2 separate regions of the Homo sapiens genome follow, and region 1 is linked to region 2. The links are chromatin loops, found by intact Hi-C in ENCODE. Cell type or tissue: heart right ventricle. All regions are shown on one strand. Links, peaks and the distances in the headings refer to the core of each region. The heading gives the core; the rest is flanking DNA.

Evidence for each region. Hi-C counts contacts between places; a loop is a spot of excess contacts. Peaks named below come from ENCODE experiments on the same cell type or tissue, not always from the same donor. Only the 100,000 strongest peaks of a DNase experiment are listed, where the experiment ranks them.
Region 1: it touches region 2 in a loop (2.1-fold over the local background); 18 of 110 quality-filtered maps call a loop at or near these places.

Annotation. Positions count from the first base shown.
Region 1 is chr7:107,277,287-107,293,656 of GRCh38, reverse strand. COG5 (component of oligomeric golgi complex 5) reads left to right here. Exons shown (of 22, transcript NM_006348.5): 13 at 9,925-10,086; 14 at 12,258-12,357. Among named protein-coding and RNA genes, the nearest start is that of HBP1, 120 kb to the right of the region's middle. In heart right ventricle, for the core only: no CTCF peak of the experiment used is centred there; no DNase peak of the experiment used is centred there; H3K27ac peaks cover 7,634 bases.
Region 2 is chr7:107,212,851-107,229,220 of GRCh38, reverse strand. The region is part of intron 19 of COG5 (component of oligomeric golgi complex 5); the gene reads left to right. It overlaps LOC124901721 (a long non-coding RNA gene), which reads right to left and starts at 7,159. Exons shown (of 3, transcript XR_007060472.1): 1 at 7,071-7,159; 2 at 2,776-2,884. In heart right ventricle, for the core only: no CTCF peak of the experiment used is centred there; DNase peaks (open chromatin) are centred at 8,170 and 8,568; H3K27ac peaks cover 7,151 bases.

The DNA.
Region 1 (16,370 bases), core at 4,940-12,939, 63 kb before region 2:
AAAGGAGACAAAGACAGAAAAAGTGGTGAGATAGGAGGACAACTAAAAGCAGTGTGGAGCCCCAAAGAATGAGTTCATTTAAGTTGGAGTCCAGAAATGGTCCTAAGAGCAAACAGCAAAATGAAGAAACATCTATTCAAGAAAGTCTAGGAAAATGTGGTCAGAAAAACTGGAGCCTGTGGTATTTGAGTCAAGATTGTTCCCGTCTTACCCGCCTTAGCTTAGTGAAGTGGAGATCGTTCTCTAGACTGCAGTAGCCAAGAACACAGGGCTCCCTCCTAGCTCTCAGCTGGAAGGCTCTCTTCCTGGGAAGAGCAGGGCCTCAACATTTCTAATAATGACCTCAGCAGAAAGCTGCTGAGGCTAACTTTCAGGTAAGCGAGGTCAGGAGTAGGGAGCTCCCATATTGTGCCCAATTCCCACGCAATGAATGGGTCCTTGAGTATGGCAGGCTCAAAGTACTGGGGCCCTAATTACCTTTGCCTGGGCTTTTGAAATAGTGATTCTTTGCTGGGAAATATAAACTGAAAGGACCTCATGCAATTGCCTTCCACCAAGTGCTCACTTCCTAGAATGAGGTTGTTCCCAGACCAAACTGAGGGTTGGGCTGCTATTTCTTGCTGCCCAATAACAAGATGCAGAACTGGAGAGGAGGAGAGTTTTTTATTTCTGTAACCAGTTGCAGGGATAAGGCCCAGAAAATATTGCCACACCAACTCAAAATTACAAAGTTTTCCAGAGCTCATATACCTTCTAAGCTGTATGTCTACATGTAAGTGTGCATTTATCTAAAGACATAAGTGATTAGCTTATTTTAATCTATAAGTTCTGAGTCTTGAAGACCTTCCTCTGGAGCCTCAGTAAATTACTTCATCTAAATGGGCCCCAGGTGCTGGGGTGATTACTCTTATCTTCTCTCCTACTAAATCATGGAGGTTTGGGGAGTTCTTTAGACTACCTATAAACTTGTTTGTGGAGGCCTGGAGAGTTTCTTCAGATCCTGAGTAAAACTTTTTAAATCCTAAACGGGTCCTGTTAAGAATTCCTTCGTTATCTTGTCATGCTTTAAGGCCCAGGAAAGGCCTAAGGAAAACTCTTGGTAGGCTTTTGTTATATCTCAACCTTTGTATAAGGACATGGGCTCTTTCAGCTTTTAATATTTAGCTTAACCACTCAGTCAGTTCTAAAAGTTGTTATGGAGGCCTACATTAGTGAGACCTGGTCTTCTACAAGGTGTCAGTCAGAAAGAAGCTTGCCATTTTCTCCACCCTCAGGTCCAGAGCCCTGGCATAAAGATTTTTACTTGGGTAGAGGCAGGCAATAAAACAGGTCCTGGGTCAGACATGGCAGTCGGTCAGCAGTTTGGGAGACCAAGGCAGGCAGATGGCTTGAGCCCAGGAGTTTGAGACCAGCCTGAGCAAAACAGACCCCGTCTCTACAAAAAATAAAAAAGTTAACTGGGCTTGGTAGTCCACACCTGTAGTCCCAGCTACTTGGGAGGCTGAGGTGGGAGGATCACTTGGGCCTGGGAAGTCAAGGCAGCAGTGAATGGGGATCACACCACTATACTCCAGCTTAGGTGACAGAGCAACACCCTTTCTAAAAGAAGGAAATAGAAAAAGAAAGGCAAAGAAAGGAGAGGAGGAAGGGGAAAGGAAAAGGAAAAAAGAGAAAAACAGCCTCTATTCTCTTCCCCAAGTAAGTGACTTCATTTGCAACTGAACCTGGAGAAGTTTAAACCTAAGGGTATTCTCAAAAAAACCCTGGCAGTGTGGTGAAAGGCAATGGGAGGAGACTTGTAGTTCTAGTGAAGATAGCTGAAGGTAAGCTAGCTCCAAGGAGAGATCCGGAGAATAAGACAGCTGGGAGGAGCCCCTCCTGGAATCAGAGCAGATATCAAACATGACCTCAGAAAGGTTCTATCAAAGGAGCTACAATTAGCTCCTTTGTAGATTCCTTTGTAGAGGAGTTTTTGCCTCAAGGCATTGTTGAAAATGTAGAGCAGTCAGTTAATGGAGTTTAGTATCTGGGTGTGGTCAGAAAAAAAATGAGGAAGATAATCCTGCCATTAGCACTGCCATCTCAAGGTGACTATTAGCATACCCAAAGCTGTGTCTAGCTGAGGAACATCAGAGATTTAAGACTGTGGGAGAGAGATAGACTTCATTAAAATAATCCAGCCAATCACTAAACAGATAAAAAGCAAACAACAATAACAAGCCTTAGAGCTGCGGGGACCAGTACCCAGAGTTGCAACAATGTATCTAAAATGCCCAGTTTTGGCTGGTTGTGGTGGCTCATGCCTTCCTTTAGTTCTGTGAATAGCTTTGACCTGGCAGAGAAAAGAATTCACCAACTTGAAGCTAGGGTGATAGAGATTACACAAGTCAAAAAAACAGAAAGAAAAGAATGAAGAAAATAAACAGAGCCTCAAATAAATGTGGGATACCATTAAGAATACCAACATCTATGTTATAGGAATACCACAAGGAGAGGAGAGATGTAATGGAGAAAAAAACTTGAAGAAATAGTGAATGAAACCTTCCCAGTTTTTTGAAATACAATAGCCTATCCATCCAGGAAGCTCAACAAACTCCAAGTAAGATTAATGCAAAAAGACCCACAAACAGATACATCGTGGTAAAAATGTCAAAAGTCAGGGACAAAACCCTGAAAACAGCAAGGGAAAAACTATACAATCGGCTGGGTGCGGTGGCTGACGCCTGTAATCATAGCACTTTAGGAGGCCAAGGCAGGAGGATCGCTTGAGGCCAGGAGTTCAAGACTAGCCTGGGCAACATAGTGAGACCCTGTCTTTACCCACTCCCCACGCCCCCTTCCCAAATACAACTATACTTCACTTACAAGGGAGTCCCAATAACATTAACAGCTGACTTCTCAGCAGAAACAAAGGATGCCAAAAGGTAGTGGGCTCAGATTGCTCAAAGGAAAAAAAATGAGCCAAGAATCCCATGTCCAGTAAAGCTGTCCTTTCAAAAATGAAGGCAAAATACTTTCCTTGATTTAAAAAAGAGAATTTGTTGCTAGCATTCCAGCTTACAAGAAATACTAAAGAAAGTTCTACAGGCTGAAAGCGAGTGACCCCAGATAATTCGAATCCCCACAAAGTAAAGGTAATTATGAAATTATAAAAGACAATATAAACACACATTTTCTTCTTCTCTTAACTGACCTAAAAAGCAATTATATAAAATAATATGTATCGACTGTATAAAACAAAAAGTGTCTGAGACAGGTCTCTATTAATTTAGAGGTTTATTTTGCACAGGTTAAGGATGTGCCTGGGAAGAAGAGACTCTAGTCACTGAAGGATCTGAGACCTGGATTTTTTCCAAAGAGGGTTTTGAGGACTTCAAGATTTAAAGGGGAAAGAGTGGGCAGGAAGGGAAGGGGAAAAGAAAAAAAGTGGGGAGGGTAGGTAGTGAGATAAGTGGTCACATTCTTGTGAGGCTTTGATTAGCACTCACTGAATCCACATGTTACATGTGAAAGAAGAGGGTACAGGAACAGTCAGTTATGCATTTGTTTCATGTTCATCAAATCTGCATTTGTCTCATAGTGGGCAGTAGAATTATTTCTAATATTGTCATTGTACCTATATGTGAAGATAAGCTGTTAATTTACAGGATCAGGGTGAGGGAGGCCACCTGGAGAGAGATGTGGCCTTCCATCTTGCAGCTGTTTGGGAACAAAGGAAAGGCAGTTTTTTTGCATAACTCAATTTCCAAGCTTAACTTTTATCTTTGGCATAGCAAGTTTGGCACAGGAGGTAGGTAGGAACAAAGCTGAAATTTTCTAGGAAATGATGACAGATAGTAAAATAGTAATTATAACAATTCATTGTTGGGTTTATTAACATTAACAGATGTAATATGTATAACAACACCACAAAGATAAAATATTTAGGAATAACTTTAACAAAAGGAGTGCAAATTTATACTCATAAAACTGTAAAATATTGTTCAAAGAAATATCTAAATAAGTAGAAAAGCATCTCATCTTCATGAATTGCAAGACTTGACCTTGTTAAGATGGTAATGCCCCCCAAATTGATATATATCGATTCAGTACAGTAACTATCACTATCAGAATCTCAGCTGAGTTCTTTGTAAAAAGTAACAAGTGCTTCTAAAATTCATAAGGAATTTCAAGGGACCCAGAATAGTTAAAACAATATTGAAGAAGAAGAAGAAGAAAAAGAGTGTAGGAGGGCTCACAAGTCACTACAAAGCAATTTTAATCCCTATGGTATAGTACTGCCTGGCACAAGGATAGACATAAAACTGAGAGTATAGAAGGAAACCTGTAAATCTATGGTGAGTTGTCTTCAAAAAGTGTAAAGACCATTCTTTCAATCGAGAAAGAATTATCTTTTAGACAAATGGTGCTGGGACAGCTGATAGTGACATGCAAAATAATGAAGTGGTGCCCTTCACATCATATACAAAAATTAACTCAAAATGGATCAAAGATTTAAATATTAGATTAAAAATATAAAACAAGGCTGGGCACAGTGTCTCATGTCTCATGCCTGTAATTCCCAGCACTTTGGGAAGCTGAGGTGAGAAAATCACTTGAGTCCAGGAGTTTGAGTCCAGCCTGGACAAGATAGGGAAACCCCATCTCAATCAATCAATCAATGTAAAAATTAAAAATATAGATAAATTTTTAAATATATATATATATATATATATATATATATATATATATATATATATATATATATATCTCTGTTAGAAAACATAGGGGCAAATCTTCATGCATTAGGATTTGGTAAATAATTCTTAGACATGACAGCAAAATCACAATCAACAAAAGACAAAATTATATTTAAATGATATTTTGGACTTTCTGAAAATTAGAAACTTTGCTGCTTCAAAGGATTACCATTAGGAATGGGTGAAAATATTTCTGACTCATAGATCTGGCAATTGACTTGTTTCAGAATATATAAAGAACTCTTTTCAATTCAACAATAAAAAGACAAATTACCCAACTAAAAAGTGGACAAGGGATCTGAGCAGACATCTCCAGAAAACATAGATGACCAATAAGCACATGAAAAAGATGATCAGGAAAATACAAATCAGAACCACAATACAAATCAGAACCACTATGTCACGCCCCCTAGGATGTCTATAAACAAAAAGACAAATAGTAGCAAGTGTTGTCAAGGATGTTGAGAAATTACTATCCTCATATGTTGCTGGTGGAAATCTAAACTGGTACAGGGCCTTGGAAAAGGGTTTGGCAGTTCTTCAAACTTTTTTTCTTGAAACTGGGTCTCGTTCTGTAGCCCAGGCTAGAGTGCAGTGGTGCAATCACAGCTCACTGCATCCTCTAACTCTCCGGCTCAAGCAGTCCTCCACCTCAGCCTTTGAGTAGCTGGGATTACAGGCGTGCACTCCCATGCCTGACTAATTATTTTATTTTTTGTAGCGGCGAGGTTTAACTTTGTTGCACAGGCTGGTCTTGAACTTCTGGGCTCAAGGGATCCTCCTGCCTCAGCCTCCCAAAGTGTTGGGATTACAGGCATGAGCCACTATGTGCGGCCTCTTCAAACTATTAAACATAGTTACCATATGACCCAGCAGTTTCGCTCCAGATGTATACCCAAGGGAAATAAAAACATATGTTCACGTAGACATTTGTATGCAAATGTTTGTAGCAGCATTATTCCTGATAGCCAAAAGATGGAAACAACCAAATGTCTGTCAACAGACAAATGGGTAAACAAAATGTGCTATATTCATACAATGAAATATTACAATTAAAATATATACAATATTAGCCATAAAAAGAAATGAAGTACTGTACATGCTGCAACATGGATGAACCTTGAAAACATTATACTAAGTGAAAGAAGACAGTAAAACACACACATACACAGATACACACAGTATATTATCCCATTCATATGCAAATCCAGAATAGCAAAATCTATAGAAACACAAAGTAGATTAGTGATCGATTGGGCCTGGGGATGGAGTGAGGAAGGTGGAGTGTTGTAGTTAAAGATACAAGATTTCTTTTTGAGGTGATAAAATGTTCTAAAATTGACTGTGGTGATGATAGCACAGATCTCTGAATATACAAAATTCATCAAATTGTATACTTTCAGTGATTGAATTCAAGTGGTGGTATGCTATGTAAATTATATATATGAAAGTTGTCAGATTCGACATGGAGTCACTTGTGTCAAAGCCTGGCAAAATAGAGCTGGGGGACGGTTATGAAGGGAGAGCTGTCACACATGATTTGCCTGATAACAAGAACTATCACAAGAAATTTTTCTCAACTGCAGCTTACTACACAAGTCACACAGGGACAGCTAGCCACTTAAACAAGAACATTTGCCTGACACACTATCTCACAAGCCCAATCCAAACTGCAAGGGCCTAACCATAACACTAAAATTGCAAGTCCTACTTTGCAATTTACTGACACTCACCAATCAGAACTCACCAGCTCTTATATAAGATGCTGCCAGTGCCAGTAAACTGTCTTTGAAAACAACTTGCATAACCTCCTCTTCCCCCAATAAACTCCAGCCTTTCTTTTGTTTTCCAAACATACCAGAGGCCACCCTGTTCTGTCTGTAGGTCCAAGATAGCAATCCTGCTTCTCGTATGTTATTCCCCAATAAAACCTTTTTACTTAGAGATATGTCTTTATATTTTTTATGCTGACATATCTTTTTCCTTTATTTTTTTAACTGACACATAATATTTATACATATATAGAGTGATGCTGTGATACATGTATAGCGATCAGATCTGTGTAAGAAGAGAATGGGATAAGAAGAGATAGATTAAATTATTCTGGGAATTTTTTATTTTAAAAAAAGGAGTGAGGTTACCTCTTTCATTGAAATAATAAGAAAGTCACAGAGAATAGATGAAGTTGTAAGAGGGAAAAAAACAAGAGAAGTGCCACGTTGAGAAAGGTCACGGCCAGTGGTTTTCTCTTAGGGTAAAACCAAGACAAAAGTCATCTATAAAGATTGAAGAGTTGCACAAGTAGAATTTTAGGTTATTACTTTGACCTTCAGGTCTCTTGATTTTAAAGAAGTTTGTATAAATGTCCAGTAGAAATCATTTTTTCTCTGAAGTACTTGGCCAGCTTAGCAGCAGATACAGAGAACATCTCAATAACATTTTCTTAGAACTTTGAAAGGAAGGTGAATTGGAAAAATCAGGGTGCTAATGAGAGCACCTTGAAATGATGGCTATGGAAAAAGGATGACTATAGACATGGTGGGCTGATGGAGGCTGGAAGCAAGAAGGGGTCATGTAGCATAAATTACAATAAGGTCAAAGAACAAGTTCTTTAGAGTAAAATATACCACCCTTATAGATATGCAAAGCCTAACATGACGTCCATCTGTTTTCTCTGATATTATCTTGTACTACCCTCCTGTTACTTGATCTGCACCTCTGGCCAACACAGCCAGGTATGGTCTCTCCTCAGGGCCTTTGTACTTGCTGTTCTTTCCTCATGGAAAGCAATTTCCCTGAAAATCTACACAATTAGCTCCCTCTTTTCCTTCAGGGCCCCTCAGTAAGCCTTCCTTTGCCTCATCCTATCTAAAATCGGATGGAAAAGGAAAAAAGACTTAAGCATTATTCTCTATCTTCCTTGCTTTATTTTTCTCTTAGCACTTATCATTATCATATTCCATATTTAACTTATTTTAAATTTTTATTTTTGTGTATATCTCTCCTGTTACTGTGTAAGCTTTAAGAAGACAGGGAATTTTTTTTTTTTTTTCTTGACAGAGTCTTGCTGTGTCGCCCAGGCTGGAGTGCAGTGGCATGATCTTGGCTCACTGCACCCTTTCCTCCTGGGTTCAAGCAATTCTCTCTCAGTCTCCTGAGTAGCTGGGATTACAGGCACATGCCACCATGCCACCAGGTCCGGCCGGGAATTTTTTTTTTAAAGCAAGTTCTCTACTATATTTCTGCACCTAGGAAATACTTGGCAAATATTGTAGTGACTTAATATTTGTGGAAGGAAAAGTAGAGATAGAAGGTGGGGCATGTAGACAGTTTCCTTTAAGCTTGAAGATCTTAGAGGTGGAGCAGTTCAAAGTGATGACTCAAATTTGGAAGCCCCCTAGTAAAGCCAAAAAAGGTTATTATAAATGTAGACTTTTAATATAGGACATATTTTAGAAAAGATGTTTGACATTGTAGTTACCAAGGATCTTTAACGGTAGATTTGGAGAACGGGAAAGTGTTAGTTCTTATAATTCAGTGCCAAAATTTCTGCAGAAGTGGGAAGAGGCTTCTGAGGTCAGTAGATGTCATGAGTAAAAATAGTGACATTTAAATAGATGGCTCGGACTTCAACAGAGGATTGCTTCAGACACATTTAGATACTAAGTTCTTTCATGCTTCCATCATGGTCTTGGTATCTTCATCTATTACAGAAATTATTATAATTAGCATTTTACCTGCCAATTTCTTCACAAGACTGTAAAGCACTCTTAATCTCTATCTTCCCAGCACTTTACAAAGTGCCTGGTGCGTAGTATTCTCAGTAAATATGTGTTGAGTGAAATACTTACTGAATGAGAAAACATTAAGAGATAACTATGGAATTATGATGTTGGAGCCAAGAGCATTCTGATCTCTAGGTCATATCAGTGGACCAGAAGGGTGAGAAAAAGAGAAAGCCAAGTTTCATATACATGAAGGAGCAGGTTAGATGTTTTAAAGGTTAACTTTTTAGATGAAGGAAAATTTGTTGTTTATAAAAGAAAAAAGACAATGCAAAAGCTGGTGGAAGGATTGTAAACAGGGATGATGTGAGAAGACAATTAATTATAGGAGTAAGGAAACATGAAAATAATGGTTATAGACATTTGATAGTAATTGTCGAAAGAAAAATGTAAGATCAAATAGTTTGACTGCTAAATGAAAATCAGCATGAATTATTAAAGATATGGGAAGTGCAAGCAGGAAAGAAATGTTTCTCAGGTTACATTTGATGTTGTGAAGAATATTATAAAACAAAGTAGCATAGAACTCCACTTGGGAGTATTTACGTGATTTTAGGACTTCCATAAATACTTTTTATTTTGTCTCACTCTTGTTAGTAACACAAAAATGGAAAATGTAAAAACCTAAGTCTGTACACTTCCCTCTCAGTCAGTGAGCTTTACTGGGGAGGCAGCTATGGATGGAAAGGGCCAAGCTAATGGAGCAGGTCTCTGCAGGCTGGTCTTTCTTCCATATGCTTCGATAACTCTATAGGTATGATTTACAAGTAAAGGCATAGCCCCCATTAGCATTAATAGGATTTTACTGTTATTCTTTTAGTTTAAGGAAACAGATAATACAGTAGGTATTGGTGCATATTATTGTGCATTTATAGTGGGGACTTACGTAGAGATTAAAATGTTAATATAGGCCGGGCACGGTTGCTCACACGTGTAATCCCAGCACTTTGTGAGGCCGAAGCGGGTGGATCACTGGAGTCAGGAGTTTGAGACCATCCTGGCCAACATGGCAAAACCCTGTCTCTACTAAAAATACAACAATTAGCTGGGCATGGTGGCGGGCAGCTGTAATCCCAGCTACTTGGGAGGCTGAGGCAGGAGAATCGCTTGAACCCAGGAGGTAGAGGTTGCAGTGAGCCAAGATTGCGCCGTTGCACTCCAGCCAGGACAACAGAGTGAGACTACGTCTCAAAAAAAAAAAGGTTACTATGGTCCTGAATGTTTAATTATGAAATATATTGGTAAATATGTACGTTGTGAAACAAATTATTTTCTTTTTCTTAATATAGAGTTACATTTTTATGGGAGGTGCATTTTTTAAAAAGGTATTTACAGCCTGATACAATAGCATTTAGCTCTGTGCAATTTAAGTTAGTTTTTAAAAAATTTTGTTTCCACAGTCCAGAAAAGGCTTTGAAAGACTCACTACAACCCTATGAGGCTGCTTATCTATCAAAATCCTTATCTCGACTCTTCGATCCTATCAACTTGGTTTTTCCCCCGGGTGGTCGTAATCCTCCTTCCTCTGATGAACTTGATGGTATTATTAAAACTATAGCAAGGTATGTATTTTTTATATAGTGGCTTGCCATAAGATGACTGCCATATTTGTTAGTGATATATGATAGCAGTACCTTTTTAATTTATTTTCAAATTATTCAAGTAATTAGGCCCACAATTAAATTAAGAATTTTATAGTAAATGAGTGCACACATAGTAAGTACTTGAGATTCCAATTAATAAATAATTTAAATACCTTAAATATAGTCTAAAAACAGTCTATTATAATTATTCTATATCTTGCCAAGGATGCAAAGTAAACCTAGCTCTTTGTATCATAGTAAATTTCTTACGTTACACAAGAAATCAAATATAATAAACGATTTTATAAATTGAGAAACTAAAACATACAGGTTAACTTTTTTTTATCCTAAACTCCAGAACGTGCTTCATGGCAGAAATAGGAATATAACTTTGATTAGCTTGTGTTCGCTATTTTAAGCTTTTTAAGTGAATGTGACAGCTTTTAAGACTAAAAAGGGAAGATATCCTAGCAGAGGTGCCACCTGAATGCCTGCAGACAATGTAATTATATACTGTTGGCTTTAGACACTTATTTAAAAGTTATCCAGACCAATTTGCAGTTGAAATTATCTCAGTTTCTGTCATGACTAACAAGTTGTCATAATAGTAGATCTGTACATTTGAGATGGACGTTTTAAGGAATAAAAAATAGTATGAGACTGAGGTCTAAATTCTTTTAAAGATTTGAAGATGGTGATTCTGAGGCGTGGAAGAGTAAGACTAAAAAGCCACAGGTGGCCAGGCATGGTGGCTCACGCCTGTAATCCCAGCACTTTGGGAGGCGGAGGTGGGTGGATCACCTGAGGTCAGGAGTTCCAGACCATCCTGGTGAAACGCCATCTCTACTAAAAATACAAAAATTAGCTGGGCCTGGTGGTGCACGCTTGTAACCCCAGCTACTCGGGAGGCTGAGGCATCAGAATCGCTTGAATCCGGGAGGCGAAGGCTGCAGTGAGCCGACATCACGCCACTGCACTCCAGCCTGGCTGACAGAGCGAAACCCTGTCTCAAAAAATAAAAATAAAAAGCCACATGTATAATAATATACATAAGCATATCTTTTGCTGCAAACGTACCTACAAATTGTCTAGATTGCCCAGCATCTTGGTCCTAAATCTCTCCACAATTGCCTTGACTTTCCTTCTGACTATAGGTCTTAGTAACTTGATCTCTTTGACCTGTTTATGTAAATGTTAAAGAGGAATCTCTCCCATTCCTCTGTGCAACTTGACAATGCTATAATCAAATATAATCTACAACTGGAAGAATCATGCTTATGCTAGTGTTTAATAAAATTTAAAAGTGAACATTAACAAAATTATGTCTCAATACTGTATGAAAGTGCATTTTTGTTACACATAGTATGCTCTAGTATTGTTTCAAACTTTCAACTTCTTTAAAAAGAGAATCTGGTAAGATTTACTCTACTACTTTAGGGACAATAATTTTCTTGCTTTCCATCTGTATATGGGTTTCTATATTATTTTTAATTTCTAGTGTTCTTTCCATGGTCTTCGTAAAATACTTTTTTTTTTTTTTTTGGCAGTCAGATCAAATACCCCAATTAATCCAATGTTAAAGTTGAAGCATGACAAAAATATACTTTAAGAATCCGAATTTTAAAAATTTGTAATTATAGTCCTGTTATGCTTTTATATTATTTAAAAAGCTACTCTATTGAAACTAGCATGAATTGGCATAATTTCTACAGAAGCTGAGTATCTTTATATATCATGTGTAATTTATATTTTTAGCCTATGTCCCTTTAAGGTCATCATTTCCATTCAAGAGCTGTCATTTCCTTGCAGATGTCTGTGATATGCAATGCCTCTGCTTGCACTTTATCAGTATTAGCAAGAGTGCTACTTTAAAAATCTGTACACAATTTACTCCTTTAATCACAGACTGAACCCACATATGACATGCTTTTGTTAATGAGAAACTGGTCATTAAGGAAGCCATCTCCAGGTACTTTTTCCAAGTGCTGAAATTAGGGGGTAAAATGAAACAATGCAACCAGTTCTTGGAAGCAGTGAAATCTATAAAAAGAATAACCACATTGCTTATTGGGTTTGAGTTTTTATCTTGCTCTTTACTTTGTTGATGAATGATGTTGCTAATATTTAAAAACTGTTTTCATTTTCTCCAGTGAACTAAATGTTGCTGCTGTTGATACAAACCTCACATTAGCTGTGTCAAAAAATGTGGCAAAGACCATCCAGTTATACAGTGTAAAATCAGAGCAGCTTGTAAGTGGTTTCCTTTATCTGTAAACTTTAATGATTTTATTTAAAATTACTAACTATATAATACTTGACTAATCATAAATATTGAATTGACTATTTACTTACTTCCATTTTTACTGTAGTGAAAGTTTGTAACTTCCTGATGAATTTAAACCAGAAAAAAAATTTGTTAACAAAAAAATGGCCCTCCTACACATTGTCAATACACTTTCAGAAGACAAGCAAGTTTTATAAGGTTTCCTTTTTTAACGCATGTGCCAATTAATGGCCTAATTATATATTTTTAAATATTTAAATATTTTAGTAATTTACATAAATTATAATTATGCATGATCAATCAAGTTTTCCCTTTTGTGTGACCACTAACTCCATATATCATTCATGCATGGTCACCTAGTATGAAATTGACTTGAACTGTTAGAAAACTGTTGGAGGAAGTAAAGTACGTAAAATTTTAGTAGAAAAATGTTTATTTACTTTTTAAAGATTCCAACCCTAGAACCTGGGAATTTAACCCTAAAATTATTCTATTTGAAATAGCTATATGCATGCATTTAAAATAATAAGTACATAATTGAATCATAATCTTAATTCTATACATTAATGTTTGAAAGTTAAGCACACATATTTCACTAGTATATATGTATGCTAATTGAAATCCAAACAAAATGAGACTTCAATATTTTTTTTTTACCATTATTGATATACTAATTTTAGACAGTGTGTCAAAATCTGATTGTCTCCACTATCTTTAGAATGTTAGCTAACTACGTTTTCAGTTTATCCTCTCTAACCATTCCCGGTTGAAATACCATAATAAACAAAATAATCTACTTTTATCTATATCCAAGTTGTTTCAGTTTGTTCTGTGATAATTTTTAGGGTAAGTTGGTGACATACTGAAGGATTTACATAAAATGATCCTTGGAGGTAACAGTCATGTTACGAGGCTTCCTTCTTTTAGTTCCCATGGATGGCCAGATTTTGTTTGCAAATATGGTACTATTTTCATTCAATTGATCTTGTAGTCTTGACAAAATCATCTTAGAAGCATCTTTTTAAGAACTTTATTGAAAACTAACCATACAGAGATATAGAAGCTCTTTGTAGGAAATTACTATGAATTTAGATTACTAATTTTTCTCTCAATCTTTGTTTAAATCTTTTTTATAATGTTCACTGCTTCAAAAACATGGTTATTGCTATAAATAAAATTCAGTGTTATATCTAGTAGAGTATAGTGTAATTACTGACAATGCTAAGATCTGAAGATAACACTGTAAGAAAGATCCAGCATGTATATAGAAAATACCTTGCATTGAGAGTAGGGAGGGACAGTGGTAATGGTAATATGTACTTCAGTTAACATAGTAATGGCAAAAGGCTTAGACGAAATCAAAATATCTGCAAACATTTCACTGAGTTGATACTGTTGATCAAATTGTCAGTGGCTGTAAATTACTTAGGCCTATCTAATGTACCTGCAGTGTTGAAGGCTAACAGAAAATCATTGTCATTTTTTGGTTTTTAATTGGATTATATCTTTTTTTATTAAAAATAGTTTTATTTTTCAACTTTCATTTTAGTGTATAAGGGAAGCTTAAGCATTAAATAAGATTATAAAAAACATCATATGCCTTATTTTTAAAAATATATTATTGACTAATGTCTTAAGTAACAACTTGCTGTTAATGTTTGTTTCTTGGCATTTAATAACACTCTTCTACCCCTCAATGTGCTAAAATTATACCTGTTTTGTTCTTTAATCTTTACAAATATTCCTATTTTTTTAGAATAATTTGACTGAAAACATTTAGAGGAAAATAGCCAAATTGTAAGTCTTTAGTGGAAGAAAGACTTGAAACAGATTTTTGAATTGGATAACTACTCTGCCTATAAATGGAAGTATTGACTTGAGATTTGGTATGAAAACTAAATCAATGAGTAGGAGATTCTTTTCAAAGATGAAAAATTTAAGCTTCCAGTCCACAAGATTAAGAAATGACAGAATCTGTTGTTTCCTGACTTTTTAATGATCGCCATTCTGACTGGCATGAGATGGTATCTCATTGTGGTTTTGATCTGCATTTCTCTAATGACCAGTGATGATTAGCTTTTTTTCATATGTTTGTTGGCCACATATATGTCTTCTTTTGAGAAGTGTCTGTTCAGACCCTTTGCCCACTTTTTGATGGGGTTGTTTGTTTTTCTCTTGTAAATTTGTTTAAGTTCTTTGTAGGTTCTGGATATTATCCCTTTGTCAGATGGATAGATTGCAAAACTTTTCTCCCATTCTGTAGGTTGCCTGTGCACTCCGATGATAGTTTCTTTGGCTATGCAGAAGCTCTTTAGTTTAATTAGATCCCATTTGTCAATTTTGGCTTTTGTTGCCATTGCTTTTGGTGTTTTAGTCATGAAGTCTTTGCCCATGCCTGTGTCCTGAATGGTATTGCCTAGGTTTTCTTCTAGGGTTTTTATGGTTTTAGGTCTTACATTTAAGTCTTTAATCCATCTTGAGTTAATTTTTGTATAAGGGGTAAGGAAGGGGTCTAGTTTCAGTTTTCTGCATATGGTTAGCCAGTTTTCCCAACACCATTTATTATATAGGGAATCCTTTCCCCATTGCTTGTTTTTGTCAGGTTTGTGAAAGATCAGATGGTTGTAGATGTGTGACGTTATTTCTGCAGCCATAAAAAAAGATGAGTTCATGTCCTTTGCAGGGACATGGATGAAGCTGAAAACCATCATTCTCAGCAAACAAACACAGGAACAGAAAACCAAACACTGCATATTCTCACCCATAAGTGGGAGTTGACCAATGAGAACACGTGGACACAGAGAGGGGAACATCACACACCGGGGCCTGTTGGCGGGTGGGAGGTAGGGGAGGGACAGCATTAGGAGAAATACCTAATGTAGATGAGAGGTTGATGGGTGCAGCAAACCACCATGGCACGTGTATACCTATGTAACAAATCTGCACGTTCTGCACATGTATCTCAGAACTTAAAGTATAATAAAAAAGAAAAGAACAGAAACGAAGGAAGAAAGGAAGGAAGGGAAGGAAGGAAGGGAAATCAGATCATTAATAGAATGCTCAAGCAGTGAGATAAAGGAAAGCTAGAATTTTAAAGATAAGCATGTTTTCAGAAAGAGTGACTTGCAAATACAACCTGAAATGTACATCGAACAGCTTTTCATAATCTGAAATGTATTTCCCTAAAGATTGGTTATAGAAGTCTCTTGGCTACTGAAACGTTTTAGTATACTTAGTTATAGATTTTATTCATATCAGGAGAAAGGCTTATAAAAGGTTTTTTCAAGCTGATTTTTAATATTCTGGGGTATAGTAGATTATAACATTAAATTACATATAGAGTGCGTTATATACTTATAATAATACATCTGAAATTATTTTTATGATTACGTATTTTTTTCCCTAAGGCTTTTCTGTTACTAATCACCAAAGGTATGTGTTATACAAACCTAAATCTCTGTAAGGATAAATCCTTCAGTCCTTCTGAATCCAAAGCGATACCAGAGAATTTATTTTTAAGAGTGAGGTTGGGCCACAAAAATAACTACCATCATTAACCTTTATAGTGAATCAGGAATTGTGCCAAGCCATTTATATATATTATTTCATTTATTTCACAACAATCCTATGAAATGAAAGTATTACTGTCCACCACTACAAAATGTAGAAATTGAAGCTGAGAACAGTTAATAGCATGAGTAATATAGACTACTAAAATTAGAATGCCTGGGAGCAGGTGTTGGCACTAGCATTCAAATCCAGACCAGACTGTAAAACAAGCTTGTCCAACTCGCCTTATTTTTCACTGTTGTTGTTCTCTTGTTTTTTTTAGGCTTTTAGCAGCCTGAAGCCATGGTTTTTAGTTTCTATCTCTAGTGCTAAGCAGAAACGTATAATGAGTAAGGGGCTTTACTGGCCTAACCAGAAACAGAAACTAAGAACCCACGACTGTATTCTCTCCCATGTTCACCTCTGCACC
Region 2 (16,370 bases), core at 3,942-11,941:
CCTCGGCCTCCCAAAGTGCTGAGATTACAGGCGTGAGCCACTGCGCCTAGCCGAAGAAGATATTTTCATTTAAAAAGGTGGCCAACCCTAAGGGCTGAGGGGATCAACATAATATTTTGTGACCACAGCATACCAGATGGGAGGCCTTTATATAAACTGTCCATAATATCCAAGTGCATAATGGTTGAAGATTTCTCAATAAGGATAAGATAACAGAGTACAGGTATGCAGCTTTCTAAAAACCAACTCAGTACTGGAAACTAGAGGATCAATAAGCAGTATGTCCTTTAAATGATCGCTTTGCTCTCTTCTGTCATCAAGCTTTGGTAGTAGAAACTTCTGGTGGAATATAAGAAATATAAGAATCCAATATTGTTGATTGAGAGGGAATCCGTATATTTTACCTCGCCTGTTTGTAATTAGCACAGGCCTTTTTTTTTTTTTAATGGCAACACAAGAGTCTGGATTTTATTTTTTCTCAAATGAAAGATCACTGCCCATCTGTACAGAGATGAGTTTTAGGAAAACTTAAAGTGAGATCACAAATGCTTTCAGATACCTTCTTTGTATCAGCTCAAATCTTTTTAAAACTGTTTAAGTATTTTGTTGAAGCTATAGAGTTCTGCACTACCAAACATGGGCGAGTTGAAGGATGATGAGGTCCTGAGGTTGCCAATCCATTGGTCATCTGTTTGTACCATAAAAGTTACTTTACTAAAACCCCTGTACAGTCATTTACTCTTGAGTAAGATGGTAACACAGCAATCCTAGCTGGGTAATAAAATGTTGCCCTGGCTGGCTGAGTCAGTTAACATACTGGAGGATATTAACCATCTAGTTATTGAAAAAGGTATGAGAAAAGCTGTGATTTAGCATTGCTATAGGAAGATTTGGCTTTTTTTTTTTTTTTTTTTGAGACCGGGTGTCACTCTGTCACCCAGGTTAGAGTGCAGTGGTGCGATCTCCATCTCAGCTTACTGCAACCTCCACCTTGCATGCCCAAGTGATCCTCCCGCCTCAGCCTCCTGAGTAACTGGGACTACAGGTGTGTGCCACCATGCCCAGCTAATTTTTATATTTTTTTGTAGAAACAAAGTTTCACCATGTTGCCCAGCCTGGTCTTGAATTTCTGAGCTCAAGCTATCTGCCCGCCTCAGCCCCCCAGACTGCTGGGATTACAAGTATGGCAGGTGTAAGCCACCACACCTGGCCTAGGCTATTATTTTTTATAGCCCCAGTCCCATGTTTAGTTGTTTATTGCATTATTGCACGTGCATGTATAAAATAATGCTAATTCAGCCTGGCCAACATGGTGAAACCCCATCTCTACCAAAAAGTACAAAAATTAGCCAGGCATGGCAGCACACATCTGTAGTCCCAGCTACTTGGAAGGCTGAGGTGGGAGAATCACTTTAACCCGGGAGCTGGAGGTTACAGTGAGTCGAGATTGTGCCACTGCACTGCAGCCTTGGTGACAGACTGAGACCCTTTACCGCCCACCACCCACACCCCCCGCCCCAAAAAAAAATAGTGCTAAGTTTCCTGTTTGCTGAGGCAGGATGACCTTCATGTAAGCACTCTTAAAGTTGTGTCATAGTATGGAGATACAAGGTCTGAGGATAAGTTTCACTTAAGACATCTATTTTAAGCCATTTAAGATGGAAATTTTCTGCCAACCCTTTCCAATTCTCACATGAGAGAAAGAATCTCTAAAGGAACATTTAAAGTTTGGGTGACACCTTCTAATACCTATTTATAGAATCAAGAATCGCTTGATCAATGTATAATTTTAATAGTTCTACTTTTTTTTTTATATCTAGCTTCTTATGGCGTAACAGTTTTCAAACTTTTGACCATGACCCACAGTAAAAGATACTTTCTATTGATATTTGGCATATACTTGTATGCAAACACATGAACACACTCAAATCTATATACATATACATGGACACCCATATGTATGGTTCATGAAATAGTAAGTACCCTTACTTCATGTGATAACCTCTAACATTTCTATTTCATTTGATTATTTTAACCCACTAAATTAGTTTAATGACCCACTCATGGCCTGCATCCAGCCATTTCTCAGATTTCTCACGAGGCCCTTAACTCTTGAACTTTAGTTGCTCTAGTGACAGGGAGCCAAGTTTTTTCCTTTCCACAAACTGTGAAGATTTATACCCTTTTCTCTTGGGATTCTGGTATCTCTGAGGTTCCTCCTGCAGATGACGTCTTAGCTCCCAAGGCCTCAGGCACATAAGAATAATTGTTTCTTGCCTATGGAGTATCCTTCATAGCTTGAGTTAATTGAAAAATTCCAACAGAGGTATTTTTCTATATACCATTATATTTCTATATTTATATTGAATCTACAGAAATCTACTGAATTAATCCTAGTGCTTTCTCAGTTGTTTGATGGGACTGATACAACTATTTTATAAAAAGCGTAGGATTAGGATTAACTGGATCAAGAAATAAAACAGAAGTATAATATATTAAGGGGTTCAAATCCAGCCCTGGTCTACAAAGAATGTTTTCAGTCCTATCAGATGAGAAGAAGAGAGATGTGAGCATGTGCTGCGGCCTCTGCCCCGCACCATTGTTGGGAAAGCCCTGGCCCTGCCAGCTTCTTTGCAGTTGTCATGTAAAGAGAATTGACTTGAGAAAGCTTACCCATGTGGCGGGTCCTACCAAATTCCTTCCTAGAGAGGAGTAAATCAGTACAGAGCCATCTTTATTCTAATAACCTAATTATAGGCCCTCTGTTTTACCTACCTGCAAAATCTTGTTAGAGATCTGTCTCTTCTTTAAAATGAGTCCTGAGCAGTTGCAGTGAAAAGCTTACTCTTATTAATATGTGCACTTCTTCCATCTGTGCTGTGGGCTGTGACAAAGAATAGGCATCATCCAAGTTAGACCTTGGCACTTGTTCATGGGTCTCCTCACCAAAGACTCTCAATCAAACCAAAACCAGTTGAATGGTAGTCAGTAGGAGATTGCCTGAATAAAATATGCTAAATTCATAGGATCAAATATATGCAGACATTAACAGTAATATTATTAGTTAATATCTGGTAAAATGAAAAATACTCCCTAGTGCATCACTAGGTAAAACAGGTGACTAAGCAGTATATGGTATGACCTCTACTATTTTTTTTATTGTTTTTTTGTGTGTGTGTGATGATGTCTCGCTTTTGTCCCCCAGGTTGGAGTGCAATGGCATGATCATGGTTCACTGCAACCTCCGCTTCCCAGATTCAAGCGATTCTCCTGCATCAGCCTCCCGAATAGCTGGGATTACAGGCCCCTGCCACCATGCCCGGCAAATTTTTGTATTTTTAGTAGAGACGGGGTTTCACCACGTTGGCCAGGCTGGTCTCAAACTCCTGACCTCAGGTGATCTGCCTGCCTCGGCCTCCCAAAGTGTTGGGATTACAGGCAAGAGCCACCATGCCCAGCCGACCTCTACTATTTTTAAAATAATAGCATCTACTAGCCTCAGCAACATGGCAAAACTCTGTCTTTACAAAAGATAGAAAAATTAGCCAGGCATGGTGGTGCACATCTGTGGTCCCAGCTACTCGGTAGGCTAAGGTGGGAGGACCTGAGCTCAGGGAGGTCAAGGATGCAGTGAGCTGTGATTGGGTCATTGCACTCCAGCCTGGGTGACAGAGTGAGACCCTGTCCCAAAATATAAAATAAATGAATAAAAGTATTTGTTTGAATGGAGAATAAAAGACAAAAAGGAAAAACATGAAAATATCTTTGACTAAGATTGTCACTTGGGGTTTTTTTTAGGGTTTTTATTTTTTTTAAATTTTCTGCCTTATTTTATTTTTATAGTCAGAAAAGTCAAATACTATTTTTAAATCTCTCTTGCATTGTTTTTCCCATTTGAAAATAACCATGGAGCTAAAAAGTAATAAAAAAATGTACTAAAACATTACCCAATAAAGAGCAGGCGTGAGTTGACAAGAAAAACAGGCAGCCAAACAGCCAAAAGCCAGTAGGTTGCAATAGCCACAGAGGGCCTCAGTTCCAATTAGGGGCAGTGGCTGCAGGGGAGGGCAATGGGCTCAGTTCAGGGGTCCCTTCATAATGGAAGATGACAGTGCCAGCTGGAGTTTGAGTCCAGACCACACCCAGCATGTACACACATGCACACGCCCTCATACATACACACACACAGGCCTTAGTAGGTGCTCCCTTCCCCCATCATGCAGCCATCTGCCAGGGGGCACTTTCTTCTTGATGGTGATATTAGTGGACTATTTATGTAAGCCAGCAAGCTTCTTGCATATATTTACATTTTACTGTCTACATTATAGTTTCTCAGGCAGCGGGAATCTTTTCATACTCAGTAGAGAATGCTGCCTCTGAAAGCTTTTGACATTAGTGATTTGCCCCTGGGTGATTTGTATTTCTACACAAGACCCACGTGTCAGAGCTATAGAGACCCCGTCTTTGTCCACCTCTCTGCAGCATGGCATTATTCCCTAAGTAGTGTTTGTGAGGTTGTTACCTCAGCTTCTCCTGGCCAGAGGCCACAAAGCTGTGACCCTTGACATTGTCAGTATAGATCTTTGTGAGGCAAAGGGCAGAAAAGGGAGCAAATGCTCTTCACCAGCTCAGGGGCACAGACCCTGCCTTCAGGCAGGCCTCACCACCTTTGCTCCTGAAGGGACAGCTTGTCCCTGATGATGTCCACAGTCTTCTCGGCTGGAAGCTCATTTCCAGCTAGGCTTAATGAAAGGGCAGTGAAAGCTGTCAGGAGATAGGGGCTGTGTTCTGATGGATCTTTTAGCATGAGGAGCAGTGGAAGAAGAAAACTGTCAATAACTAGAATGTAGTGTTCCTGTCAATTGTTTTTAATTATAGGAGTAATGAGGGTTTTCTAGGTCTACAGTTTGTATTTATGATCCTCTGTTGATTGAAATTCCAAACCTCTGTGCCTGAATGTTTATAGAACTGAAAGAAGGCCGTCTCTGCAGCTTCCATTTTTAGCACCTTTAACACTAAGACCCTCCAGATGCATTCTGTCTTTTCTTTCCGCTTGTGGATCTGGAGCCCTTAACCCATCCCTTGAAATAACGGTTTCTCTGAGGTTTCGGGATTCTTAATTCTAAGTTTCAGATTTCAGTGTTACAGCCAGAAGGCAACCACCATCTTGGACTTAGTTGTTTTGTTGCTCTTTGCTACAACTTTGGCAGTGCTAAGCGCACCCAGGTAAACATGAAGAGTTGAATATTTAGTTTATCATCATTTTTATAATTTCTGACAACTATTATTTGGTTATTTATTTTATACCAAGCCTGTGCTGAGTGTTTTACTGATACTTCCTCATTTAGCCCTCACAGCACTTAAAAGTTAGGTATGATCCCCATGAGGCAATTAAAACCCACAGCAGCAAAGTGGGAGAATCTGGGAGTCACATTTTAGACCCAGGCTGCCTGATTCCAAAGCCTGTGCTTGTAACCACCATACCCCACATCTTATTCCAGAAGTTTCTGTTTGTTTTCTATCTGAATGGTCCCGGAACAGGATTTGAATGCTTACGTGTATCATCCAGGAAAATCAGAAAATTTTAAAGAGAATCTAAACTCCCCACTTTAGTGGCCACCTCCTGCTGCTGAAATGCCTCATCTCACTGTCTTCTGTTGCATTCAGGCTCCCAGACAGTACACAAGGAACACTCAGCCAAATGTATGCTTTTATTCTTAGAGAATGTCAGCCCAAATCCCTGCCTCCTTTCCTACCTGGTCTGCTGGTATAGACAATCTAGACTGAGACAGGGACATTTTTAACCTCTCTACTTTGAACCCAAATCAGCCTCCTGCTTCATTCTCTCCTGGGACCCACATGGCCCCTCGTGCCACAAACTAGGCCTCCCTAAAGAATCTCCATAGAAATGCTCACCTTCTACAGGCCTCCAACACTTTCTCTTCTCTCTCAGAGGCCCTCATTGTGTCCTGTGCAGAGAGCATGGCCACCTGTGCCCTGCCCCACAAAGGGAATCATGTTCCTTCTCCCACTCTTTCATTTCTGTGCTGCTTCCAGACCTCAGTACGCATACTTAGTGGTCTTGCTGCCTTCCCAGGCCCTTCAGCAAGAGGAGGTCAAGATGGGGTGATGGCAAGTGGCATGGAAGAGAATGATGCCTATATCTGTCTCAGGATACCACTGATGTTAGATGTGGACACAGGAGCAGCAGGATTTTTGCCTTACTTTACTTCATGATTGGCCTTAACAAGCTGTCAGAAGACTGACAGCTGCATAGCTATGAATCGTTTAAATGTGAATCTTGCTGAGTAGAAATGCAGTTTTTTTTTAATGAGACCTAATAGTTGACAAATTGACACTACCTTCTGCCTGTAAAGTTCACCCTTGAAAGTGCTGCTATATTTAGAATATTATGCTCTAAGAATGATATTGTGGCATTTGGTGTATCTGCATTTTATAACACCTTATTTCTTTTTGTTTCATAAAGCACTTTAGATGGTTATTTATTTTTTAACTTGCTAGTGTTTAAAATTCCACCTGGAATCAGGGAGAAGGGAGTGCTCAAGCTATGTTCTTTCAGCTTCTTAAAACAAGCACCCAAAACAAAATGTCTGTTTGATGTTTACAGGTAATTATGACAGTGATGCACAATACAGAGTCAAATCTAGTTTTGCTTTTCATGGATTTTTTGACAGTCCTGTTAAAAGGGACAGGTGAGGCTGGGCGTGGTGGCTCACGCCTGTAATCCCAGCACTTTGGAAGGCCGAGGTGGGCGGATCACGAGGTTAGGAGTTTGAGACCAGCCTGGCCAGCATAGTGAAATCCTGTCTCTACTAAAAATACAAAAATTAGCTGGGCATAGTGCCATGCGCCCCTGTAATCCTGTAAGCCACCTCAGAAGGCTGAGGCAGGAGAATCACTTGAGCCCAGGAGGCAGAGGTTGCAGTGAGCCGAGATAATGCCATTGCACTCCAGCCTGGGCGACAGAGCGAGACTCCATCTCAAAAAAAAAAAAGGGGGGGACAGGTGATTACCCAGAAGATTCCATTTTAAAATGAGCTGGTTCTTACCAGGCCTGGCTTAGACAGGCATCTCAGCCAGAAACCTCTGTGTGGGCTGGGCTGCTAGACATGCTGTTATGCGCATGTACTGTTCAGGTTGTTTCCCTCTCCTCGTCTGTCTCCGTCCTTGTCCTTCCCCTTCTGCCCTTCTTTCCTTCCTTGTATCATTTACAGTTTGCGTCAAGAATATATTGGAAGAAAAAAAGAAAAATGTAAATATTCGAACCATAAAACTAACTTAAATTGCTATAGATAAGTTTCAAACTTGGCTTTAAACTTCATGAAGCCAAAGATAAGAGAGAAACAGAATCAGCTATCTGATTCTCATTATCAGAAGGAAGAAAATGTATCAATTCCTAAGAGAAAGTTAAGCATCTCTTTTTTTTTTTTTTTTTGAGACGGAGTCTCACTCTGTCACCCAGGCTGGAGTGCAGTGGCATGATCCCGGCTCACTGCAAGCTCTGCCTCCCAGGTTCACGCCATTCTCCTGCCTCAGCCTCCCGAGTGGCTGGGACTACAGGCACACGCTACCATGCCCGGCTAATTTTTTTGTATTTTTAGTAAAGATGGGATTTCACCATGTTAGCCAGGATGGTCTCAATCTCCTGACCTCATGATCTGCCTGCCTCGGCCTCCCAAAGTGCTGGGATTACAGGTGTGAGCCACCACACCTGGCCAAGAAAGTTAAGCATTTCTTGGCACTTAATTCTAAAGTACTTATAAGGACTTTTATACAGAGAGCTTCATACGGGAAGTACTAAGAGATGGGAGGACCAAAATTCTTGATCACCTTCCTGTTGTAGAGGTAGTATAGGATTCCATATGGCTGCTGTTCGTTAACAATCAAGGACTGTCATATAGGGCTGAACCCCACCCCCACCCCTGGGGTCTTCTCACATCGTAAACTAGGGTTCAAGATGAACCCTACTCTATCACATGGCATGAGCAAAGAATGGGCTCTAATGGAGAAAGGGAAAACTCACAGGACCAATGTACTGCTGAACACGACAACCAGGGACAGCAGGACAGAAGTGAGGGCATGAAGCCAGGTGCAGTGGCTCATGCCTGTAATTCCAGCACTTTGGGAGGCCAAGGCACACAGATCACTTGAGGTCAGGAATTTGAGACCAGCCTGACCAACATCGTGAAACCCCCATCTCTACTAAAAATACAAAAATTAGCTGGGTGTGATGGCAGGCGCCTGTCATCAGCTACTTGGGAAGCTGAGGCAGGAGAATCGCTTGAACCTGGGAGGCAGAGGTTGCAGTGAGCCAAGATTGCACCACTGCATTCCAGCCTGGGCGACAAAGCGAGACTGCCTCAAAAAAAAAAAAAAAAAAAAAAGAAGGCATGAGTCCCGCTATCCTTTGCATCCCTCAAAGTCCCCTTTCAGGGCCTGGGCACACCAGACCTACAATATGAACTTGTGACCCGGTGGAGGGACTTCTTATTACACTTTTTCCCTGCAATAGCTCAAACACGAGAGCAGCCTCGTCACAATGAGCAGGTTAGAATCATGGGCTGGATTTGGAGTTTAGGGAGCTGTCTGGGAATGTCAGTTGCTCAGCATCCAGGGACCATAGGGCTGCAAGATATTTTAGCTTTTTCTGTTGGGGACAAATAGTAACCAGTCTATGGAGAGCAGAGCTGAGGCATAGCCTCGTCATCATTCCAACCCAGAGTCAGTTTCCAGAGGCCTTTAAGACAACACCACCCATTACCCCAGAGGAACTTAAGGTCACACCATGTGAAAATAATTCCGAAAGAGATTGTGATTATATGCTTCAAGTAGCTAAGTGACTAGAGGTCCATTTTGACCCAAAGATAGAATTTGGAGTACCCAGAGAGGTGATAATTGTGTGACCTTCAAATGATGATCCTGTACACATTAGTTTTCTCAGATAGGTTTTTCTGTACAAGTTGTTGACAGTTCAAAATTGTGCTTTCTCTAGAGGTCTTTGTTTCTGTATATACTGATTCTGTGAATCAGCATAGCTGTTCTAGAAATAGGATGAGTAGTTGCTACAGCTGATATTCTAAAAGAGGCTGCATTGCAGAATTAAGAGCCAGGCTGTCTGGGTTTGAATCCTTGCTTTGCCACTTCTAGCTTTTACTGGATTTCTCTATGCCTCTGTTTACCCATCTGTAAAATGGGGATGTAATAGTACCTAACTCATAGGATTTTTAGAAGAATAAATGAGTTAACATATATTTGTTTATTGTATACACTTATGGGGTACAAAGTGATATTATATGTGTACCGTGTGGGATGATTAATTCAAACTAAAACATCACCTCAAACACTTAGCATTTTTAATGATAAGAACATTTGAAATTTATTCTATTAGCAATTTTGAAATGTACTATGCATTCCTACCAACTATAGTCGTCATGTTGTGCAATAGATTTCAAAAACCATCTTCCTCCTGTCTAACTGTAACTTTGTACCCTTTAACTAAAACCTCCCCATTTCCTCCCCCCTTAGCCTCTGGTAACTACCATTCTGTTCTCTGCCTCTATGAGTTCTATTGTTTAAGATCCCACAAATAAGTGAGACCATGTGGTATTTGTGTTTCTGTGTCTGGTTTATTTAGCTTAACGTAATGTCCTCCAGGCTCATCCGTGTTGTCGAATGACAGGATTTGCTTCTTTTTGAAGGCTGAATAGTACTCTATTTTGTATATATGTCATATTTTCTTTATCTACTCATCCATTGATAGACACTTAGATTGATTCCATAACTTGGCTATCGTAAATAATGCTGCATTGAGCATGAAGTGCGCTATCTGTTCAACATGCCAATTTCAAGTCTTTAGGATATGTACTCAAGTGGGGTTGCTAAGTCATATTGTAATTCTATTTTTAGTTTTTTGAGGAACTGCCATACAGTTTTCCAAAATGGTTGTATTAATTTACATTCCCACCAACAGTGTACAAGGGTTCCCTTTTCCCCCACACTCTCACCACAATCTTTCATTTTTTTAAATAATAGTCATTCTGACAGGCATGAGGTGATATCTCATTGTGGTTTTAATTTGCATTTTCCTTATGATTAGTGATGTTGAGCATTTTTTCATATATCTGTTGGTCATTTATATGACTTTTTTTGAGAAACATCTATTCAGGTTTTTTGCACATTTTTAAATTGGGTAGTTTTCTTGCCATTTTTGTGTTCCGTATAGATTTTGAATGTTAGCTTCTTATCAGATGTATGGCTTTCTTCTAATCTATTAGTTGTCTTTTTATTCTCATTATTTCTTTTGCTGTGCAGAAGCTTTTTACTTTAATGTAATCCCATTTGTCTATTTTTTCTTTTATTGTCTCAGCTTTTGGGATCAAATCCAAAAAGTTACCTCCCAGACCAGTGTCATGGAAGTTTCCCCCTATGTTTTCTTTCTTCTAGTTTTTTTTACAGTTTCAAGTCCTTTCAAGACCACACCTTGACTTTTATCCGTTTTTGAATTGATTTTTTATATGGTATGACCTAAGGGTCCAAATTATTCTTCTTTAGATGGATATCCAGTTGTCCCAACACCCTTTATTGGAGAGGCTGTCCTTTTCCCATTGTGTTTTCTTGGCACCTTTGTTGAAAATCAATTGACTGTAAATGTGTGGGTTCATTTATGGGCTCTATGTTCTGTTCTATTTCTTAGTGTTTCTATTTATATGCCAGTACCATGCTATTCTAATTACTATATAGCTCTGTAATATAGTTTAAAATTAGGTAGTGATACCTCCAGCTTTGTTATTTTTACTTATGATTGCCTTAGCTAATCAGGGATTTTTATGGTTCCATATGAATTTTAGGATTATGTTTTCTATTTCTGGGGAAAAAGACATTGGAATTTTCATAGGGATTGCATTGAATCTGAAGATTGGTTTGGATAGTATGGACATTTTAACAATATTAATTCTTCAAGTCCGTGAACACAGAATAGCTTTCCATTTATTTTTTTGTCAATTTATTTCATCAATGTTTTACGGTTTTTAGTGTACAAATCTTTCACTTCCATGGTTAAATTTATTCCTAAGTACATTTATTCCTAAGTATTTTACATTCTTGTAGCTATTATATGTAGGTATTTTCTTGATTTCCTTTTCAGATCATTCATTGTTATTGATTAGATTTGTCTTAATTTTGTATCCTGGGACCTTATTCCTTTATTAGTTCTGTCTTTTGGTGGTATCTTTTTGGTTTTGGATATGTAAGATAATGTCATATGCAAGCAGGTAATATTTCATGTCTTTCTTTTCTATTTGAGTGCCTTTTCTTTCTTTCTCTTGCCTAATTGCTCTGACAAAGACCTCCAGTAGGATTATGAATAAAAGTGCTTGCTGACAGTGGACATCTTTGTCTTGTTCCTGATCTTAGAGGAAAAGCTTTCAACTTTTCACCATTGAGTATAATGTTAGCTGTAGGCTTATCGTATGTGGCCGTTAATTTGTTGAGAGTTTTTATTATAAAAGGGTGTTGAATTTTGTCAAATGCTTTTTCCGCATCTAATAAAATGATCATATGGTTTTTGTCTTTTGTTCTGCTGATACGATGCATCACATTTATTGATGTATATATGTTGACACATCCTTGCATTTCTCCCAGGGAGAAATCTCATTTGATCATTGTGAATAATCCTCTTAATGTGCCGTAGAATTGGATTTGTTAGTAGTTTGTTGAGGATTTTGTATCTTCATATCTATGTTCATCAAGGATATTGCCCTGTAAGTTTCTTCTATGTCATTTTGTGGCTTTAGTATCAGGGCCTCCTAAAACTAGCTTGGAAGTATTCCTTCCTTTTTGATTTTTTTGGACAAGTTTGAGAAGGATTGGTATTAGCTCTTCTTTAAACCTTTTATAGAATTCACCTGTGGAGCCATCAGGTCCTGGGCTTTTCTTTGATTGGAGACTTTTTATTATGGATCCAATCTCTTTACTCATTATTGGTCTGCTCAGATTCTCTGTTTGTTCTATTTCTGTTTTCTATTTCTTCTTGATTCAGTGTTAGTAGATTATATGTGTCTAGGAATTTTATCCATTTTTTTCTAGTTTACTGGATTTGTGGCCATATGATTTGTCATAGTAATCGCTCATTATCCTTTGTATTTCAGTGGTACCAGTTGTAATATCTTCTCTTTCATTTCCAATTTGATTTAAGTCTTCTCTTTTTCTTTTTTAGTCTAGTTAAGGGTTTGTCAATCTTGTTTAACTTTTCAAAAAACTCTTTGTTTTGTTGATTTTTTCCCCTGGTTTTCTAGTCTGTATTTATTTCTGCTCTGATCTTTGAATTGTTTTCCTTCTGCTAACTTTGGGCTTAAATTTGTTCTTCTCTTGTAGTTTCTTGAGTAGGTTCTTTATTTGAGATGTTTATTTTTATTTAAGTATTTGTTGCTATAAATTTCCTTCTTAGAACTGCTTTTGCTGTATCCCATACGTTTTGGTATATTGCATTTCCATTTTCATTTGTTCCAAGATGTTTTTTGATTTCTCTTTTGTTTTCTCCTTTGACCCATTGGTTGTTGAGGGGCATGTTGTTTAATTTCCACATATTTGTGGCATTTCAAAGATTTTTCCTATTATTGATGTCTAGTTTCATACCATTCTGATTAGAAAAGATACTTGATATGATTTCATTTCTCCTAAATTTGTTCAAACTTGGTTTGCGACCTAACATATGACATATCCTGAAGCAAGATACGTGTGCACTTGAGAAGACGTCTGTTCCCTTGCTGTTGGATAGAATATGCTGTATATGTCTGTTGGGTCCATTTGGTCTAAAATGTAGTTCAAGTTCATTGTTTCCTTATTAACTTTCTATCTGGATGATCTGCCGTTGTTGAAAGTGAGGTATTGAAGTCCCCTACAATTACTGCATTGTAAGTTATTTCTGTCTTTAAATTATTTAATATTTGCTTTACATATTTAGGTGCTCTGATGTTGGGTACAGATATATTTACAGTTGTTATATCCTCTTGATGAATTGACACCTTTATCATGATGACTTTCTTTGCCTTTTTTTATTGCTTTGAGCTTAAGTCTATTTTGTCTGATAAAGGGATAGCTAGTCCTGCCTCTCTCAGTTTCCATTTGCATGGAATATCTTTCTTCATACTTTCACTTTTATTCTTTGTGTCCTTAGAAATGAGTTGAGTCTCGGGCCAGGCGCAGTGGCTCATGCCTGTAATCCCAGCACTTTGGGAGGCCGAGGTGGGTGGATCACAAGGTCAGGAGATCGAGACCATCCTGGCTAACACGGTGAAACCCCATCTCTACTAAAAATATAAAAAATTAGCCAGGTGTGGTGGCAGGCGCCTCTAGTCCCAGCTACTCCGTAGGCTGAGGCAGGGGAATGGCGTGAACCCAGGAGGCAGAGCTTGCAGTGAACCAAGGCATTCCAGCCTGGGCTACAAAGCAAGACTCCGTCTCAAAAAAAAAAAAGAAGTGAGTTGACTCTTTTGTAGGCAGCACATAGCTGGGTTTGTTTGTTTGTTTGTTTGTTTGAGACGGAGTCTCACTCTGTCACCCAGGCTGTAAGTGCTGTGGTACAATCTTGGCTCACTGCAAACTCTGCCTCCCGGGTTCACGCCATTCTCCTGCCTCAGCCTCCCGAGTAGCTGGGACTACAGGTGCCCGCCACCACACCCAGCTAATTTTTTGTATTTTTAGTAGAGATGGGGTTTCCCCATTCACAGCATGGTCTCGATCTCCTGACCTTGTGATCCACCCACCACGGCCTCCCAAAGTGCTGGGATTACAGGCGTGAGCCACCACACCCAGCCAGCTGGGTCTTATTTTTTATACATTCAGCCATTTTTTCTTTTACAAATGGAGATTTTATTGCTCTTAAAATAATTATTGATAGGTAAGGACTCAATAATACTAGTTTGTAGTTTGTTCTCTGATTGTTTTGTGGATGCTTTGTTTCCTTGTTCCTCTCTTGCTGTCCTCCTTTGTGGTCTGATTGTTTTCTGTAGTGGTATGCTTTGAATTCTTTCTATGTATGTTTTGTGCCTCTACTCTAGATTGTTGTTTTGTACTTACCATGAGGCTTCCAAAAACCATATACTCATAACAGGGTATTTCAAGCTGATAACACTGAATTTTGATAACATACAACAACTCTACATTTTTATTCCCCTTCCCTACACATTTTAATATTTTGATGTCAAAATATACATCATTTTGTAATTTGTATCCCTAATTTGGGCTATACTTTTGTTTTCTTTTTTCTTTTTTTTTTTTTTGAGACAGAGTCTCGCTCTATCACCCAGGCTGGGGTGCATTGGTGCCATCTTGGCTCACTACAACCACCACCTCCCCGTTCAAGCGATTCTCATGATTCAGCCTCCTAAGTAGCTGGGACCACAGGTGTACACCACCATGCCTGGCTAATTTTTGTACTTTTGGTAAAGACAGGGTTTTGCCATGTTGACCAGGCTGGTCTGGAACTTCTGGCCCAAAGTGATCCGCCCACCTCAGCCTTTGAAAGTACTGGGATTATAGGCATGAGTCACTGTGCCTGGCCTTGAGCTCTAATTTTAATAGTTTTTAACCTTGTATTAGAGATAAAATTATTTTACAGACCACTATTACACTTCTAGGTTTTTCTGAGTATGACTCTATATTATTTATAGCATTGATTTTTGTGTTTTCATATATTTTATTAAATTAGCAGCCTTTTATATCAGCTTAGAGAACTCCATTTAGCAATTTCAATAGGCAGGCCTACTGCTGATGAACTCCATTAGCTGTTGCTTGGGAAAGTTTTTATTTCTTTCTCATTTCTGAAGGATAGCTTTTTTGGTTGGCAGCACTTTAAATATATCATCTCATTTTATGCTGCCCTGCAGGGTTTTTGCTGAGAATCCTCTAGTAGCCATATTGCAAGTTCTTTGTATGTAACAAGTTTCTTATTTCTTGCTGCTCTCAATTTTTTTGTCTTTTATTTTTGACAGTTTATTATGTGTCTTGGTGAACTCCTCTTTGGGTTGAATTTTTAGTACAAGTCTACAGTTAAAACTTGCTATTTAATTTTTCAGTTCAGTTGTTGTTGTCTCCATTTCCAGGATTTCTATTTGGTTTTTGTTATAGTTTCTGTTTTTCTGTCAGATTTCTCATTTTGTTCATATATTGTGTTCCAGATTTCATTTAACTTTTTATTTTTATATTCTTGTAGTTTCCTGAACTTCCTTAAGAGGATTGTTGTGTATTTTTTGTTGGTCATTCCATAGATGACCGTCTCTTTAGGGTCCATTATTAGAGCTTTATTAATTTCTTTTGGTGGTGTCACTATTCCGCTAGTTCTTCATAATCTTCATGTCCTTGTATTGATGTCTGTGCATTTGAGGAGACAGCCACCTCTTCCATCCTTTAGAGGTGTTCTTTAGCATAGATTTAACTTCATTATTTACTTTAGCCTGTGATTCTGGATGAGCCAGCTGATATCAACCCCAGGGAGGCAGAGCTTGCTGTCAGTTTCTCTAGTTGGCTGGGTCTCTGCCTTTGCTCTGAGTTTGGATGCGGCTGCTGGCTGAGCTTCACCTTCCAGCAAGACTACTGGCTGGCCACTGCAATCAGGCGGAGCTGCTGGCTGGGAACTGTGATTGCTTCTAATATCTGGCAGCGTCACAAAGTGTATTTCCCTGTTGGGGAGTATTGCTATTTGGGTTATGCAGTTGGGTAGGTCGGCAGGCTGGGCTCTAGGTTTAGATGGATCACTGTTCTAGACAAGTCCAGAGGTTATGCTCCATAGTCCTTGCCTGGGCTGGACCATGGGATGGGCTCTGACACTAGGTGGAGCCACTGTTTGGCGCTGCTGTTTGGATTTCAGGGTTTGGGCAAGTCTAGCCACTGTTCTCTTCAAAAAATGCACTGTGGTGGGCATCTCTTTTCCTGGGTAGGGCCTTGGGGTGGGCTCTGAGGCTGGGCATAGAGGCTAGTTTTCTAGGGACTCAAGCCAGGTTGAACTTCTTGTTCAGCTTCTGGGAGCAGCCGACTCAGCTTTGTAGGTAGGGTAGATCATTAGCTGATCTCTCTGATCAGGTGCCGCTGCTGGCAGCAACACAGAGCTACCACCCAGATCTGCACACCAGTCACTGCAAACTCCACCTTCTTGATTTGTTTGACACCAGGGGATCTTGCCCTGCAGTTACTCCAGTATTCCCTTTGAGGCAAGACAGTCATGGGCTTCCTTCAAAGCAACTCAGAATGCTAGGGAAGCTAGATCTCTACTTTCAGTTCTCTTTTCCTCTGTAGAAAACGTGGGCTTAGGAGAATCCCCCCTGTGGCTCTGTGCTGACTTGGAGGAGTGGGAG